2 separate regions of the Homo sapiens genome follow, and region 2 is linked to region 1. A link is a loop called in an ENCODE intact Hi-C map of the cell type or tissue named here. Cell type or tissue: heart left ventricle. All regions are shown on one strand. Links, peaks and the distances in the headings refer to the core of each region. The heading gives the core; the rest is flanking DNA. Region 1 has its middle 150 kb from the start of LINC01750. Region 2 overlaps LINC02884 (long intergenic non-protein coding RNA 2884).

Region 1 (8,766 bases), core at 767-8,766:
CTGTGAGCAACAGGAGTAGAGGGAATAACTGCTGCTCAGCTGTGCAGGTCCACCTCCAGTCTAGTGCCTAGTCCAAGGAGGTATCACAGACTTCAGTGGGATTGTCTGACCAGCACCCAGCAGCTCTTCTCTTGGAAGCATGACACAGTAGGTGCTCGTGCCACTGTGTTGGTCCAGAATATGGGCAACTGATCCAAGTAAGCCCATGTCCTCTTCCCGAGACTGAGAGAACTTCAGAGCCATTTTGTCCTGGTGGCTTGTATCTTAAAGATGTAAAGCCTGGAGCTCGAGACCATGTTTCTGAAGTGTGAAGAAAGCCAGTCAGGGATAGCGGAGAGTAAAGGAGGGATGAAGAGTCCTGGTAGCACACAGGGGTCATGGTTCAAAGTGCTCCTGAAACTCAACCACGGTCTTGGGCTCCTGGCAGCTTGGGCTTTAAGCATGTTAATGACCAAATGAATGAATGCCTTCAAAGAATGTCCACATTGAACTTAGATGGCACAAGAGCAGTGGGTCAATTCAGTTAACCAAAACAGTCAGAACTAACTCCTGGATGGGAGCTGGTATTAAAACAAAAAACAAAACAGTAGCTTTCTTGTCCCTCAGGCAGCTGACACTGCCTCTCATTTCACCTCATCTCTAGGGGGTCCCTATAAAGAGAGAGCTTTGGTTGCCCACAGCAGCAACCTGCCCATTAAGGCATGCTTTATGGGCTCCATCCCTTCTCTGACTTACTCCCCATTCCCTCATAGTGCTCCTGGGATCACCTCCCAATACACTCTTTACATACTCTTCCTCCCTATAAAATTCTCCAAGAGGAATACAGTAAGAAAGGATGCTGAGAAGAGGCCCCAAATAAAACACTAATCAATTTTCCCTAATCTCCTTCCCAAACCACCATAGAGACAGCCACTCATATCTGGATGTCTGGTGACTTTAAGAACCTCTAAATATGTAAATACATTGTGTTAAGTCATTAAGCTTGTAAGAAATAAGAAATTAATTAGCATTAGCATGTTGAATTGCTTAGGTGTCAGTAGCTAATATGGCTAATTGACATTTAATAAGTCTTGCCATCTAATTTACTATGAATTACATTAGATATTAACTAATTGCTTAGCTATTCTTTACACAATTATTATATGTTAATGTGAATTTAATAGCTTATTATTTGGATGATTGTCCTAATGACAAACAAGTTACCTGTTAATTCGGGTTTGAACATATTCAAAACATTTCTAAAACCAGTCTTTTAAACATAATCAATTAATAGATTAATTAATATAATTTAAAACCTTTGAAAAAATAACCATCAGTTTACTGAGCCACAATCCTCTAAATTGGCAGAGCTTTCAGGGTTTGATCTGCTATCAGCAGCCATAACACAGAATATCATTACCTATTACATTAAGCCATTTCCTGGCGCTGATAAACTAGCACACTTTATAGTCTGTTATTTTTGGCCCATGTTTAAATCTCAGAAGTTTCATTAACAGAGTAATGTGGCTGACACAAAAGCGGTTGTGATTTTGGCTGCATTAGTAGAAGCATAATATCTAAAACAAAGGAGGTGATAGTCCTGTTCTTTCCTATGCTGGTCTGACTGTATTTTGTCAATTCTGGGAATGACATACTTAAAGTGACATAAATTATGTCACATGAAGAATTCATAAAGAAATTGAAGATGTTTAGCCAGATTAAAGAGAAAATTCCTGGGAAGACAGAATCTCTGTCTTCAAATATATGATGAAGTTTGTGGAAGATAAATTAGTTGTTATCTTTTTAAACTTATTGACTCCATTGAGAATATTAGGATCATAAGTTTGAAGTTAGAGGAACAGATTTCGGGCTCAGTCAGAGCTGTCTGAGGAGGGAATGAGCTACCTCTGGAATAATGAGCTCCCTGTCACTGGAGGAGTTCAAGCGTAGTCTGCAATCACTCATGCAGAAGAGATTGGAGCTGTGGGTGGGTGGCTGGAGGTGACCTTTCCAATGCCTTTTAAGGCGGACATTCCACAATTCTCATGATAAATTATTTCCCCAATACAACTCACTGGCCTGAATACAGCCTGGAGCCCACAGAGACCACATTATGGGCTCACTTTCAACTTTAGAAAGAACCTCACAGGAATGCATAAGCACTTGGAATTCAGTTCTCATTGGTCACCTGGCAATGAACACTGTCTCTCCATCGTGGTGGAAAAGACTGACTTGGGAGGATCATCTGATGCGTTGGTTTCCTCTGGGTCTCCTGCACTGTGGCTTCCCTTCAGGTGTCCTCCAGCAGCCCACGGTTTGAGGCAAAGCTTAGAAGGGATCAGCTGAGCCACTGGAGCCATTTATCTTTGACAGGACAGCACGGGAGAAGGGGCAGGTGCCTGGCAGGCAAATAAACTTAATGAAGTTTGTAATAGACTGCGGAAATATCAGCCTCATGATCAAAGCAGGACTACAGCCACAAGAAACTATTAATTAAGACTCTCTCACTATCTCCCTCATCCTATTTCCTTCACCGTCGCGGTAACCACTGTAATTGTTCCCAGCCTTTCAAGGATTCCAGGGCGGCTTTTTCTTCCCAGGTTTCAAAGGGCTGTCAGAGGTCAAGTGTTTGGTGCAATCACTGGCAAGCCCTGAGGGTCCCTATGTTCCCAGCTTTGTCCTCTGCAAGAGGGAGAGATGTCTTGTGCCAAACTCCTGCTCCCCCATGCCCCACGCACACAATGTTCTGTCCTAGAATGTCCTTGCTGACCTTCCAAGCCTGACTTAAAATTCCTCTCTCCAGGAAGCCCTCTCTGACTCTGACCATTCGCCCTTACCTCTTACTGCATGGTCATGCTGACACTCACTGGTCGCTGCTGCTGGATCAGGGTACCAGGCTTGGGTCTGTTATTTTGACCATGAAACTATTCCTGTAGTTAGGGTGGTTGTATCTGGGCAAGGGTAACATTAAATATTCAAAATATTTAATAGCCAGTATAGTAATATAAAGCAGCACACAAGTCAATATATCAATAAAGAATTTCTAAATCTGTTCCCTTTAAATCTATTCTCTAACTTAAACTTACCTTACCTTAAGTTAAGGTAAGTTAAGGTAAGCTTAACTTAAGCTTACCAAGTGGTGCAAGCTGTACTGCAGGTCATTCATCAAACAACTCCAATAGCATCCTATTTGTTGATTTTTTTTAAAGCTGTTGTGATCTTTTGTTTGATGCCGTTGTCACTAGCTAAATGATGGCCCTCTCTGTCTATGACTGGACATAGAGAACTGCATCAGCTCTTCCAATAACCTTCCTATTCACTTGCTAGTCCGGAGGTCCCCAGGGTCAGATCTTCGTGCAGAAGTCACACCATGGTTGGATGTGCACCTGATGCCAACGCTTACCACATGACCTAAATCTGAGGACCTGTCTTAGGTCCCCCAACAATGCCACCACCAACCCTGCCTACCCTATGCCCTCTTCCATGTCTCATCAACAATGGGCTACGTTGGAGAAGGGGGCGAAGGCTGTGTACACCCCCATGATTGATCTCAGTAAGCTCAGCAGTGGCCCAAGGTCCCCAGATCTGCTCCCCGCTGTTCCCAGACCTCATTATCCACCACTGTGGCCACCTCTGGGCAGCATCAAATGGCGGCTCAACATCAAATGGTGGCTCAATAACTTATACGATTTACCAACTAGCATGGAAGTGGCTTAATATTTCAACAACTGGTTTGCTGCATTCACATATCCTGCCTTCCCACGTACCCTGTCACCCCACTAAGAGCAGGTGTTCTAGAAAGCATCTGCCCCTTTCAAAAGAGAAAGCAAGTCTGCAAAGAGTCCCAAGATAGCAAAAAATGACAATGCTGTTTTGCCAGCCCATCAGGTCTCAAAAATGATCCCCACATTCTCTGTCCCCCAACACATCTTTGGACAAGTGGGGAATCCAGTCTCCATTCTCTGCTCCCCCAGTATACATCTCCCTATGAAGCACCAACCTATTAATAGATTCTGATTTAGGAATATATTATAATATAATATAGTATAATAATCCCATGGTTCTCTTCCTGGAAGTGTCAGAGGTAATCAGAGGGGCCAACAGACAGGGGCAGCCTCAGTTCCTATATAAATTTCTACCTGCTCAGGAGATTTATAGAGATGGATGGCTGCATGGGGGTGGGAGGGGTGAGAGCCAGTAGCAGAAGGGATGACTTACGATTGCTGTCGACACAGGCAGGCCCTTGTTGCTGGAAATGGCTTTCTTGTTGCCTCTGTTGGTTGAAGCCTCAACAAATGTAGAAAGATGAACTGAGGGTCTCATCAGGGGCTGAGGTTTTCTAAGGCGGAGATCATTAGCAAGAATAATTCTTCCCCATGCATAGCATTTATCATCCCTGCCCTTGGCAGGGGCTGGTGGATCTAGTAGTTCCAGAAAAGAACGGTGGCAGAGGTCGGTCAGGATGTGAATGACAATTGCCAAATCCAAAGTTATTATTACCTGCTCCCCTGCCATCACCGCCTTCCTGAGAAAAGTTGGCCTGTTCAATTAGCTTAATGACATGGTGGGAGATGGTATTTTCAAACAGTGAAAACAGCTGGGCTGCGATCGCTGTGGTTTCTGGCATGAAGCACGTCTGGCAGCCTTGACTGTGGCACAGGGACCTTATCAGCATGACACACATTTTGGGAAATGTTGTAATTCAGCATTGACACCTCGATCAATAGTGTCATTTTGGAGCTGTCTTCCCAGGGAAACAGACAAGGTATTAGCCTCAAACGGTTCAGCAGTCTCTGCAGTGGCAGTAGGTACTTGTCCCTATCCCCCATTCTGGTTCTGCTGGTTCCTATGTGTGGCCATGCCATCTGCTGCACACACTGTCTGAGTGCGAGCTCTGAAGTCAGGCATGGGCTCAAGTCCTGCTCTACCACTCAATCCCAGTGTAATCCTGGGCAAGATACTTAATTACTCACCTTCCCCCCCTTAAGAAATGATACTGACAATCAAGTGTTATGGGCGTAAAACCATAAAGAGAATGTATATAACGAGATCTGGTCCCCGCCTGGCACACTGGAAGTTTCCCCTAAGCATTAACTGTTGGGGCTGTCCTCTCTTCTCTCTCCTTTTCTTTTATTCTGCTCTCTTTTGGTCTGTGCCTCTGTCTCTGTGTACCCATCACTAAACCTTTCTTAGTATCTCTCTCTGCTTTGGTCTTTGTCAGTTTGTCTCTGTTTTTAGTTCCTCTCTCTCTCCTCTGTGCTCTCTGGGTCTCTTTGTCTCAGCCTTCATTTCTTCCTCTATCTCTCTCCTTGGCTATTTAATATTTCCTGGAAGCTTAGACTTGGGGCATTATGGTGTCAGAGGGTTTTCAAATCTTGTGCAGGGAAAATGAACTCTCCTGAATGGTGATCCCCATAGGCTCAGTGAAGCTCGAACTGTGAAATCTAGAGTTTACTACTTAATTATCTTGCCTGAAGCTGTGCCAACTTGGCTGGACTAGCAAAGAAACATGCCAGTCAGGAGCCATTCTCCACCTTCCCATTGAACATGGAGATGCAGCTGGGTGCTAAAAATAGGCATCAGGAGGCTGGGGCAGCTCAGAGCAGGAGGCAAGCTAAAAATACACTTCTGACAATGCAGCCTTCCTGTGCCCCACAGACTGCAGGCTGGCAGGGGCAGGGGCTTCAGGAACCCTGGGGTCTGAAGCTGTGTGGCCCCAGCTGGGCAGGGGGAGGATGGGGCAGAAGGAACACAGGCAGACGCTCAAGGCTGGCAGGTCCATCAGTAACTTGGGAGGCACACAGCAGGCTACAGAGTCACAGAAATTGTGAGGCTGCAGAGCACACTTAGGCAGTGAGATGGTTTATGGCTGCCACCCCCAGAGCCAGTGAGAAGGGAGGTCAGCAGTGGGCACCTGGGTACATCCGAGGTTCCTTTGGCTTTGCCTCTTCACTCTGGCCTCCGTGATTCCCCCCAAAGACTACAACTGCATTCACTTTTTGCTTATGAACTCTTCTATGCCACCCACAGATGCCTCCTAGTCCCCAGAAGGGAGAGGTTTCCTGCCCTTCAACCTAACCCCCAATCATGCAGTCATCCAGAGCTGCCATCCTCTCCAACAGAGAAGACAGACATTTATCTTTGCTGATCACTGACTGGAAATCCCAGCAATCCTGTAAGTTGGTATTATTATTTTCTTCAAATTACAGATGAGGAAACTGAGGCTTAGGGAGGTGCAGTAAATTGCCTGAAGTTTTGCAGCGAGTCAGTGAGAGACCAGATTTGAATCTCTTTTTGTCTGACTGTAACTTCTCTGCTCTCTCCTCTACATCAGTGGCTCTCAACTGAGGGTGGTTTTGCCCCACAAGGGACCCTTGACAATGTCTGGAAATAGTTTTGGCTATTATAACTATGGGAGGGATTGCTATACTGGCTTCTAGTGGATAGGAGCCAGAAACACTGCTAAACATTCTACATTAACAGCCCCCCAACCCCCGCCACAAGAAAAGTTGCTAGCCCCAAATGTCGAGAGTGCTGAGATTGGGAAGTCTCTGGTCTTCATCATGCTGCATCAGTGCTTTCAACAAAGTGGTTGTCAAACTTGGATCGCATCAGAATTACCTAGGGAGCTTGTTAAATCAGAGACTTGTACCCCACTCCCAGACACTCACATTCACTGAGTCTGTGGAAGCCCTGCTCCACCCTCCACCCTCATTCCAGGAAGTGCACACTTAGATATTCCATGTTTCCACTGAGAAACACTTTCCAAGAAAAGGGTGCAAAGGGGCAGATGCCAGGTCCCTGTCAGCTGTGAATAGACCCCTGACACAAGGTGAGCACTTGGAAAACATTCCCTTAGAGGGACCAAGGAACCAGGTAGCCTCAAAAGGTAAAACTCCTGTGGGCCCAGAGCACCAATTTTGTGGCCTCCCTTACCAGCATATCAAATGCCTGACAAATTGCTTACCTTGGCCCATGGTCAATGGAAGTGTGAATCAGTATGTCCTGCTCCCAACTCTTCTTCTGATATAAGCAAGGTGATACAGAGCACAGATGGGACTGTTTGGATTAGCAGCTAAAATAAGAATGAGTGAAACCACAGGTGCATTGTCAAGATTAATATGCAGGCAGCTTCAGAATTGGAATGGTACCAGGTAACATCATGCCTCAATAGGAAGAGTAATATGAATTGACTTGAGACAAAGGGAAGGCAAATGGAAAGTGACAAGCACAAAGGGGAGCAGCAAGAACCAAGGGGCTGTGTAACTAAGAATTCCATGTGGCCCATCACACAGCCTGCCCCCCTTGGCTATTTCTTCCCCATCATCCAGGAAAATTGCCCAGGACTAGGCTTCTAAGCATCTGGATACACAAAGCACCCTGCCCCATGTCAATAACACCTCCCCTATTGTTGTCAATTTGGTTCAACAGATGTTTACCTCAGACAGGGAAGATAAATGAGACACTATTGTAGGAAAGAAAAGCCAGGTGCTCTGAGCATCTTCACTTCATAGGAATCACAATTAGGAGTGTGAGCAGAGGTCTGAGCCAGGAATAAAGAAGGCTTCCTTCTTTCCCTCCTTCCTTCCTTCCTTCCCTCCCACCCTCCTTTCTTCCTTCTTTCCCTCCTTCCTTCCCTCCTTCCCTCCTTTCTTCCTTCTTTCCCCCTTCCTTCCTTCCCTCACTCCCTCCCTCCCTCCTTCCTTCCCTCCTTCCTTCTTTCCTTCTTTCCCTCCCTCCTTTCCTCCCTCCTTCCTTCCTTCTTTCCTTCCTTCCTTCCCTCCTTCCTTCCTTCCTTCCTTCTCACTCCCTCCCTCCCTCCCTCTCTTTCTCCTTCCTTCCCTGCCTGCCTTCTGAGAACATGCAAGTGTAGGGGCCCTGGTGGAAAGCACCCTCCATCCAGACTGCTAGAGCATCCCTAAGCAAGGCTTATGGGGGATGGGTTTTTAGTTTGTGATTTGGGTTAGTGGCAGCTTTGCTTTTGTCTCTACTGCTCAGATGGCAGGAACTTAGAGGTCCAGCAGGGCTCTATTAATTGGAGATTGTTACTGGATAAAGATAGGTGATCCTCAGAATCAAGAAGAAAATGAGTTTATACCCACAGGAAGAAGAATATTTTTAACTGTCAGGCTGACAAATTGGGAAATCTTGAGAGACCCAGAATTGGTGTGGAAGCAGGATTATACCAAATAGCTCTGATGTAGATCCTGCTTGCCGTAGATTTCTACTATCTGCCAGGCTAGAGTAGGTGTTCAATAAATATCTGTTGAATGAGTAACTAAGCCCTCATTATACCAATGGAGATAAAGAATGGTGAGCCCTTTTCTTATAGCACACTTTCCATTGTGTTCTTTTTATTCTCATATTGACTGTTTTATACATCACTGAAATCTAGAGAGATACCCAGACTTTTACAAATGTGAGACTCCTAACATGCATGGTGTCCAATTTATACAGTAGCTTCCCAGTCTTGTATCTGTTGCTCATGGTAGATGTGTAGATTTGGTCTCAGGTTCCAATCCCTGTGGCTTCAGGTGATGGGGCTAGGCATGGATCCAACTCAAGCTGGGCCATTAATGCATGTAACAGATTTTTATTGAACTCCTAGGAATGCAAGCCCTAGTGCCAGACAGGGAAAATAAAAAAATGAACAAAAAGAGTATCCATTTTTGTCTAAACCACATCCTACATTCGGAGAATGGTATCAATCAAATGATAATAAAACTATAAAATTTAGCTGTGATTGAGTATCCTAGATGACAGTTACAGGACAGGATGTGATTGCTT
Region 2 (8,839 bases), core at 450-8,449, 100 kb after region 1:
GCTCTGCCTTTGGAAGGGGTCACCTTTACAGATGAAGCAGAAATCATTCCAGGATCCAGGGTAAATTCTTTCAATAATGGTAAATAATAATAGTAGCTAATATTTTTGAGGACTTAGTATATGCCTAGCTTACTTCTGTGCCCTCTATGTGTTCTATTCATTTAATTCTTATAACCACCCCATGAGGTAGGTATCATTTTGTATTCCATTTTAATATGAGGAAACTGAGGCTCAGAAGTTAAGCTTGCAGTAAGCAATAGAACTGAACTTGGGCAGCCTGGCCCCAGAGTCTACGTATTTAACCATAATGCTCTACTGCTTCCATTGAATGTTATGTGGAAAAGAACTTTGAGAGTAATTTATTTCATCCCTCTCACCTTACAGATGAGAAAAATTGAGGCCAAGGAGATGCAGAGACGTGCTCAAGGCCATGCAGCTGGGATAGCAGAGCCAAGATCCTGGCTTAGGTTTTCAGACATCATGGTCAAGGTCTTTCATGTGCCTAGGGCACCTCCTCCCTGTGTCACTTGCAGTGGTCTTGGAAGGCTTAAGGGGCTGGAATCAGGTGAGAACTACCAGCCTGCATTTTCTTTCCTGTATGGCCCTGAGTAACAGACAGAGAAGGTCTGTCTTTAGTAGATTTGCATAGGGCAGAGCAGAAGAAGTTTAGTTTCTGCTCTCAGAAGTGTTCTTTCATAGCCAGAATACTCTACCCTGCCTGTCTGGGGTGAAAGAACTCCACAGAATGTATACCAACGCTTGCCTCAATGCCAGGCTCCTGTTCCAAGTGTCTTGACCCTGTCACTTGGCTAAATTCTCATGATTCCCAAGGGCCAAGACTTTTTTGGCCAGGGTTCATTCAGTTGAAAGTGATCAACCCAAACTCAAACCAGCTATGCCAAAGAGGAGGTTTCTGGAGGGATTGGGAAGCCAGGGTGGAGCTGGCCAGGTCCAGGAGGACATGCTGTGTCTTGAGGACTTGATGCCTCCATCTGCGTTCCTTGTGCCTGGGAACACACACTCAGGGAGGTGCTCTCCACACAGTGGGAGAGAGAACAGCCCCAAGCCCTCATTCTGAGCAGGGAGCAGAGACTCCCTCTCCCAGAGCCGATATGTCAAGTCTATTTATTCTTTCAACAGGATGCAGGGAGCCCCTATCGTGGTCAGGCACCAGGGATACAGCCATAAACAAAACAAATGTAAATCCCATGCTCTTATGGAATAAAACGTTCTATTGGAAGAAGGGTGGAGAACAAATAAAAAGCTAAATGAGTAGGTAAAATGTATAGTATGCAACATAGTGATAATCACAAGGAAAATAAAACAAGGAAGGGAGATAAGAGTGCCAGGAGTTATGTTATAAATTGGAGGTAGAGGGTAGAGAAGAACTCACCGAGAAAGTGGCTGGCATGGGAGCAAAGAGCTGAAGGAGGCAAAGGAGGGTGCAACGCAGGTATGTGGAGGAAGAGCATTTCAGGCAAAGGGAACAGCCTATGCACAGAGCCTGAAGTGGAAGTATGCCTGGCATGATGGATGCACAAAGAAAGGATCAGTGTGACTAAGCAGAGCGAGAGAGAAGGAAGTAGAGATTACAGGATCAGAGAAATAATGGGCGTGACTGGGAGGCGCATTATACCTTTGGCCACATAGAAAGGGAAATGGGTTGTCACTGAAGAGTTTGAGGCAGAGAAATGACATGACCTGACATGCATTTTAAAAAGCTCACAATAGACGTGGCACGGTGGCTCACACCTGTAATCCCAGCACTTTGGGAGGCCGGGGCGGGCGGATCACGAGGTCAGGAGAGCGAAACCATCCTGGCTAACACGGTGAAACCCCGTCTCTACTGAAAATACAAAAATTTAGCCAGGCGTGGTGGCAGGCGCCTGTAATCACAGCTACTCGGGAGGCTGAGGCAGGAGAATCTCTTGAACCTGGGAGGCGGAGGTTGCAGTGAGCCGAGATCGTGCCACTGCACTCCAGCCTGGGCGACAGAGCAAGACTTCGTCTCAAAAACAACAACAACAACAACAACAACAACAACAACAACAAACTCACACTGGCTCCTGGAACTGACTTGACTGTAGGGGGCGTGACTGATGCTAGCAGACTATTGTAGTAACCCAGGCAGAGATCATGGTGGCTTCCACCAGAGTGGGACAGTGGTAAGATTTGGAGCATGTTTTGAAATAGAGCCAAAATGACTTAATAATGACTGGGATGTGGATTGACAGAAAAGTGTCCAGAATGATTACAAGATTTCGAGCCTGAGCAATAGGAATGCTAGAATTATCATCAACTCAGATAAGGACGACTAAGAAAGGCCGGTTTGGGAGGTGGGGAAACAGTCGAAGAAAACCCACTGACACCGGCAGGATTCCATGCCTACATTGAGAGGAATCATTGTGCAAGATGGATGAATGGGGTACTCTGGTTGGCCAGCCTGTGTCAAGTGCCCTCCAATGTAGGAGGCAAAGCCTCATGATTGACAGCCCCATGGGATGGGAAAGTTATAATTCCTCAAAGGAAAGGTATACCTTTCACACAGATAGAGAAGCCACAGAGAGAAGCTAGGTGGCTTGTCCAGAGTCACACAATTTCTAGGAAATAGGAAATTTCTCTCCTGCTTCTCTTTACCCACATGCACAAAATCTGGCTGACTGCAGGCTGAGTCCCATCACCTGATATCAGTAAGAGCCTGTATGGTACACATTAGAATGAGCTCAAGTTGGCAAAATACACCCACAGGCACTAAACAGGGCCATCGCCCGTCAGAAGCAACAGCCATCTCTGAATCCTCAGGGTCTGGCACAGTGGTAGACACATAGTAGGTGCTCCAGAAACATTTACAAACGAATGAACAAAGCAATGGAAGCCCCACCGGGCTAGCCACTGGAAAAGTGGTTCTTTTGCTCAACTTCTTCCTAGGCTACAAAGAGATATATGCTATGGCTCTACTCTGGCCCCTCCCCTGCCCACTCCCCAGCAAAATTCTCTTTGAGAAAAATCTGTAGACATACAGAACCACTTGCTTTCCTCTTCCATAGTGGAGGAGAAGGGCCCAGAGCTGTGGTGCTCAGCAACACAGGTGGTTACTTGCTACCCAGAGGCCTGTGGCTTTGGTTTGGGGGAGTGGGAAGCTGAGCAGAGAGCCTGACCATCCAGGCTGCCACACACTCTGGCTTGTAGCAACTTCCCATCCCTGGCTCAGAAGCTACCCCTGGCTCTGGGCTGGTCCAGGGCTGGCCTAGCAGCCAAGGTTCTTTCAGTGAACCGGAAGATGGGAAAGAAAGGCTGAGAAGGAGGAGACGAGAGAAGCAGTGCCTGGGTGCCCAGAGTCAGAGGGACAAGTAACGCCTGTAAAATGTGGAGTCTAAATGAAGGGCAAGAGAAAAGAAGAGCATGAAGGAAGGAGGGAGAAAGGAGAGGAGAGGGAGGGATTGATTCCTCCAAAGCAGGCCAAGCCCCCAGGATCTGGCTGCTCCTAGAATCATCCTCCTGCAGAGGAGAAGTGAAAGGCCTCCTGCCAGTGGTCAGTGGGCGTGGACAGGAGAGACAGGAAGGACCATATCCTGATCCCTCTCCCCATCCTTTCTCCACCCTTCAGGCCCCAGGAGGCTGACACCAGAGGACTGTCTCACCAGGCTCCCTTGCTGTGCATCCAGTAGGGTTTGTAGGGGGGCCAAAGCAGGAACAGCTGGCAGAGTTCAGAATATGGGAAGAGAGAAAAGTCAGGGCATTTCTTCCCTATACCCTGCCTGTTTCAGGGCCACGTCTCTGGCTCTATCCCTGCATGGCTGTAGCTCCTGCAGAGTGGCCTCCTTTGCACAGTTGCTCCAGGGGCACCATTCTCTACCCCACTTCAGTCCCATCTCTCCAGCCTTAGGGATAGTGCAGCTTGTCTCTAGGTGCCTCGCCATTTCTTGTTTTCCCTCCATGCTGCCCTCACTTCTGTAAATCATTCCTAAGTTAAGTCCTCTTCATTTTAACCATCTGGGATGAACCATCTGAGATGAACCCATTTTCTTTTGGAGACTGTGGCTAATGCAGGCCCCAAGACTCCCTGAGAAATCCTGAGCACCAAACAGTGACTAAGGGGCAAATTCGCTCATCCAGAACATGGTTACTAAAGGTCTGCTCTGTGCTAGACACATTGAAAGGCCCAGAAATGATTCAGATTTGGGGCCCACTCTCTAGAAGCACATTGTCTAGCCAGAGCTGAGGCTGCAGAGACTTGGGGTCCCCAGCTGCCTGGGGACTCCTTAGCACATCCAGCCGCTCACTGCAACCAAAGGCTGGGGCTGCTGTCTCCCTGCCCACAACTGCCTCAGGCTGCTGCTTTGTGATCACTTTTCCCTTCAAGGTTGCCCTGGATCTTCGATTTTCCTTGACTTCTGGAAAAGGATGGAGCTGGGCAGAGGGTACAGGAGAGAGGAGAGGTCCCCAGTGGGCTTTGTGTTGCTTCCACACCTCTTAACGCTTAGACAAGAGCCAGCACAGGATGTGCGGCCAAAATGCATTTATCAAAGAAGCAAGTGTTCCTCCTGAGTAGAGGGGCAAGCATGCAAGGTCCTGGCAAGATGCAGCACTGGGCTGCACACAGGGAGAAGGAAAAGCCAAGGCCCCTGGGGCGCACAGCTCCATCATCAATACAACAGCTGCCTTCAGACAGAAATGCTAAGTGCAGAGTACAATATCCAAGCGAGGGACCCCAGCTGAAGGGTCGCACCCAACAGAATACACCACCAAAGCAGAGCAAGAAACTTGTGCACTGAAGTGATACAAAGCTGACGAAGAGTTTATATAAGCATGGTTAAGAACACAGACTCTGGAATCGCAGTGCCCAAGTTCAAATCCCACTTCTGCCCCTTACTTGCTGCATGACCTTGAAGTTACTTAACTGCTCTGTGCTTCACTTTCCTCACCTGTAAATTCTGTAAATTGAGGATGATAATAGTATCTGTCTCATGGGTTTGTGGTGGAGACTAAGTTAGTTATGAAGCTAGTAAGTTACAAAGCAAGTGCTCTTAGAACAGTCAGCCACAGGCGCATTACAAGTGCTATATATGTGCTTGCTATTATTAGTATTTGCTATTACAAAAGAGCAAAGCTGCATGGGCACAAGGGCAGACTACAAGCTGTGTAGACGTGATAGTATTGAAAATTATCAGCCAAGTGACACCAAAGCACACTTTACTTTTTGTATTTTCTACATGACAAAAGTTTTTTGACTTTTCTTGTACCATGCAACTTTGAAGAATAAACACACCTTATGCTTCAAAGTTGCCCAGCTAATTTCATCTTCTTTTGAAGATGGTTTTATAATGTTTCTGATACAATTTTCTTCACTTCCATGAAGTTGAGGGGCACCTGCCAGTCCAATCCAAGAAAAGAGGAATCACAGTTTTGCCTGGAACTGGATCTAAAGGAAGCCTCCCAAATGAAGACCAAATGGCAGGTGCAGAGAAGTGGTGCCCCACAGAAGTAAAGAACAAGGATTCTGGCATTGCACTGGAGTTCAAATCCCAAATAGACCACTGACAAGCTGTGTGACCTTGGGAAAGTGGCAACCTCCTCAAGCTTCAGTTTCTTCACCCATAGTTAGGAGAGATAGCTCCCTCTTCCAGGAGCTGTAAAAAGATCAATTACGTAAATCAAGGTCTACAGGATGCCAAACTCCAAGTCTGCTTTGGCATAGGTGCCCATCGCACTTTCCACTTTCTTTTTCCTGGAGAAATGGCCCTATTACCCACAGGCTGCCTGGGCTCAAGGAAACAACAGCAGGTGGCCAGGCCCTCCTGGTGTGGTCTCACACCAGGGAGCTCTGCCTGAAGAATAAGCTGCTGGTTCGATCCCAGCTGTTCTGAGGCCCCCCCTGAACTGACCCCATTTCCAGAATTGGCTAAGGGCTCCTCAAATAAGCAAATGCCTCCAGGAGGATGAAAGGAAGACTCGTGCAAAGCTTTGAAGCCTGCCATAATGCTGCACCAGCTCCTCCTCCCTGCTCAGGACATCTCCTGAAGGAGGAGATACAAAGAGAATCTGTGATGAGCAAATGAGGGACAGCCAAGGGCCAGGATTTGTAGCAACAGCTTAAGTCTCTGCTTTCTTGTCAGCCCTGATGGCTGGCAGCGAGGATAATTCTAAATGAAGAATGGTTTTCAAGGAGGAGCAAGAATCTCTCATCTGAAACAATTTGTTGTCCAAAATTGTACTGCAGAAGTTGTTTAGAAGGTGCAGATTAAGTTGTGCATAAAAATATAGTCAGCTCTTGATTATCCACATTGATGGATAATCCAAAAACAACACATACCTCGAAGTGATTTCTCTTTGGTTTCATAACACAGTATTATTTTTCCTTCAACATTTTTAGCTTTCTTCATTTAACTGTCTTCAGGATATAACCAAGGAGCTAGGGGATCTGTAACCTTCTGTTAATTACAGAATAACCAAGGTTTCAGCACCATGCCCTCCAAGGCAGGAGTTGCCTGAATGGAATTTGTAGATAAAAATACTATTTAGGAAAATGGTGAAAAAGAAGAAAAACTATTTAACATTTGTACTTCCTACACATAGACAAAGAAGAGGCAATTAAGAGCGTAGACTCTGGAGTCAGACTGCCAAAATTCAAATCCCAGCTCTATCTTTGAGTACTTTATTTAACCTCTGACAGCCTCAGTTTTCTCATCTGTAAATTGGGGTTAATAACAATAGCAATGTTAGAAGGCTGTTGTGAGGATTAAATGAGATCATCTATGTAATATGTTTAGCATGGGGCCTGGCACACAGGAGGTATTCAATGGATGTAAATTAATACCAGTAAATGTTAGTTACAACCAGCTCTCAGCAAACTGGGCAGCTCATCTCCTGCAATTGTGCTCAGTAATACCTTGTGGAATTCCCTGAAGGACCCCAGGGACTGTAGACAGTTTGCCACCCCCTCCAATCCCCCAGGGTGGGGGAATGATGCCAGGTTTCATGGGGAGAGAGGCAGCTGCAGCTGTGGACAGATACTGGGGTTCTCTGGAGAGCCAGGACAGCTGTTGATTCCTGTGTGTGCTGAGCAAACGGCCCACCATCCTATCTTAATTATCCTGCCTAATGGGGTAAGGCGATTATGATTCATGGAAAATTGGCCATTGGCAGCTTGGCTTAGGAAAGCAAACAGCCCTCAATGGCCCAGAACAAACAGCAGGTCAGGAGAAAGACTCAGGTGTGCCCAGTGAGAGGCAGCTGCCATGTGTGAAAGGGGAGGTCAGAAGGCCTTCAGCCCACTCATATATGGCTCTGAGAGGTGGGGAAATGGAAGTAGGGGATATAGAACTACCCAGGTAGAGTTGAGTGCAGACACCAGGAGAACTGCTCTGAAGCTCAAAGGTCCAGAGTTCATCTCAATCATCGCCCTGCCTCTGAGGAACCCAAAACAGCTCAGGCCAAGGTGAAGTTACAGAATAGCACTTACCTAGAGTAAGGTGACCTGAATTCTAGGTCTGGCTCTGCCAGGAACTTAATAATAATAATAATAGTAGTAGTAGCAGTAGTATTAACAGCCTCTTATTATGAACCGGATACTGTGCTAAGCTCTTTACATAGATGATCCATTTAATCCTCACAACAGCTTTATGAGGAGGATATTAGTTTTGTCCTCATTTTTCAGATGAGAGGATGAGTCTCCTATTATAAGGAAATCGCCTTAAGTCACCCAGCTAATAAGTGGGTGATCTGGGATTCAAACCAAAGTCCTTGTGACTCCCAAGTCCCTGCTTTTAACCAATCCCCTGAGCCACTCATTTCAGTGGGACAAGCTCAGTTGCTTCATCTGCAAAGGGATATCCAGCCCAAAATTTTGGAGGAAACCCCAGAACGAAAACTCTCAGAGACAGGAGCTGCTGCCTTCTGCATTCTGCCTAAGGGCATGGGGCCAACCCACTTGAGGGAGACAGAGGAGCTCAGGAGTCCAGGCTTGAAGGTTAACAATGGTGATTTTCTTTTCACATTGTTTATAGCAAGGGCTTTGAAGTGTCTCCCAGTGTTTTCACACACACCCTCTGAGGCCCGTCCAGCCCAGGCCTTGGATCATAGACAGCCAAGTGTCCACAGATGCCTTGGGTCAGGTGCACCACTGACACTAGGCTCAGGCCCATCCTGCAGCCTCTGCTCAGCCTCTGCCTCTGAGCCTAGTCTCTTTCTCTGCCTCGGGCTGCCCTGCCACAGGCCGCTCATGGACAATCAGCAGGCTTTAGATCTGGAGCCCACTTGAAGCTGCCCTAGACCCCAAAAGAAGAAGGACACTGAGGCACTGCTTCTGAAAGGGTTTCTGACTACCCTCCTCTCCTTTTCTCTACCCTCACTCCCCACAGCATGTCCAGATACAGAGGCATGAGCTGGAGAAGGGCAGCTCAGACAGTTCGGCCTGGGTCTGAATGAAGCTGGGCCTGCTCTTCTAGTTTGAGAGATCTAGCACCAGGCTGATCAGTACTCAGGTCACAATGGGACTCACTCCCCTTCCCCTGCTGTCCTCTCAGCCCTCCAGGAGCCTCAGCTGCAGAGCCAGCATCATGTGCTATGCAGACTGAGTTTTCTGAGTCTGTACACAGTCCTCAACCCTCAATCCATCATCTCTACTGCATCTAACTCATCTCTTTGTACTCTCTCTCTCCGATTTCTCTCTGCATTTACCCTGGCTCTCAACCACCAGGCCGTCCTCCATCCCCTCCTCTGTGGCAAAGAATTGGAGAGAAGAGTGTCTGTGCTGGAAGGGACCTTACAGATTGTGTGGTCCAAACCTTTCATTCTATAGGTGAGGAACTGAGGCCAGAAGGCCAGCTGGACCAAAGTC

The links. Peaks named below come from ENCODE experiments on the same cell type or tissue, not always from the same donor. Only the 100,000 strongest peaks of a DNase experiment are listed, where the experiment ranks them.
Region 2: a loop joins it to region 1, with 5 times the contacts of the local background. A loop is called at or near these places in 3 of 110 quality-filtered maps.

Annotation. Positions count from the first base shown.
Region 1 is chr1:112,139,402-112,148,167 of GRCh38, forward strand. No RefSeq gene overlaps it. Among named protein-coding and RNA genes, the nearest start is that of LINC01750, 150 kb to the left of the region's middle. In heart left ventricle, for the core only: no CTCF peak of the experiment used is centred there; a DNase peak (open chromatin) is centred at 4,600; H3K27ac peaks cover 1,016 bases.
Region 2 is chr1:112,240,243-112,249,081 of GRCh38, forward strand. The region is part of intron 1 of LINC02884 (long intergenic non-protein coding RNA 2884); the gene reads right to left. Among named protein-coding and RNA genes, the nearest start is that of LINC02884, 120 kb to the right of the region's middle. In heart left ventricle, for the core only: no CTCF peak of the experiment used is centred there; no DNase peak of the experiment used is centred there.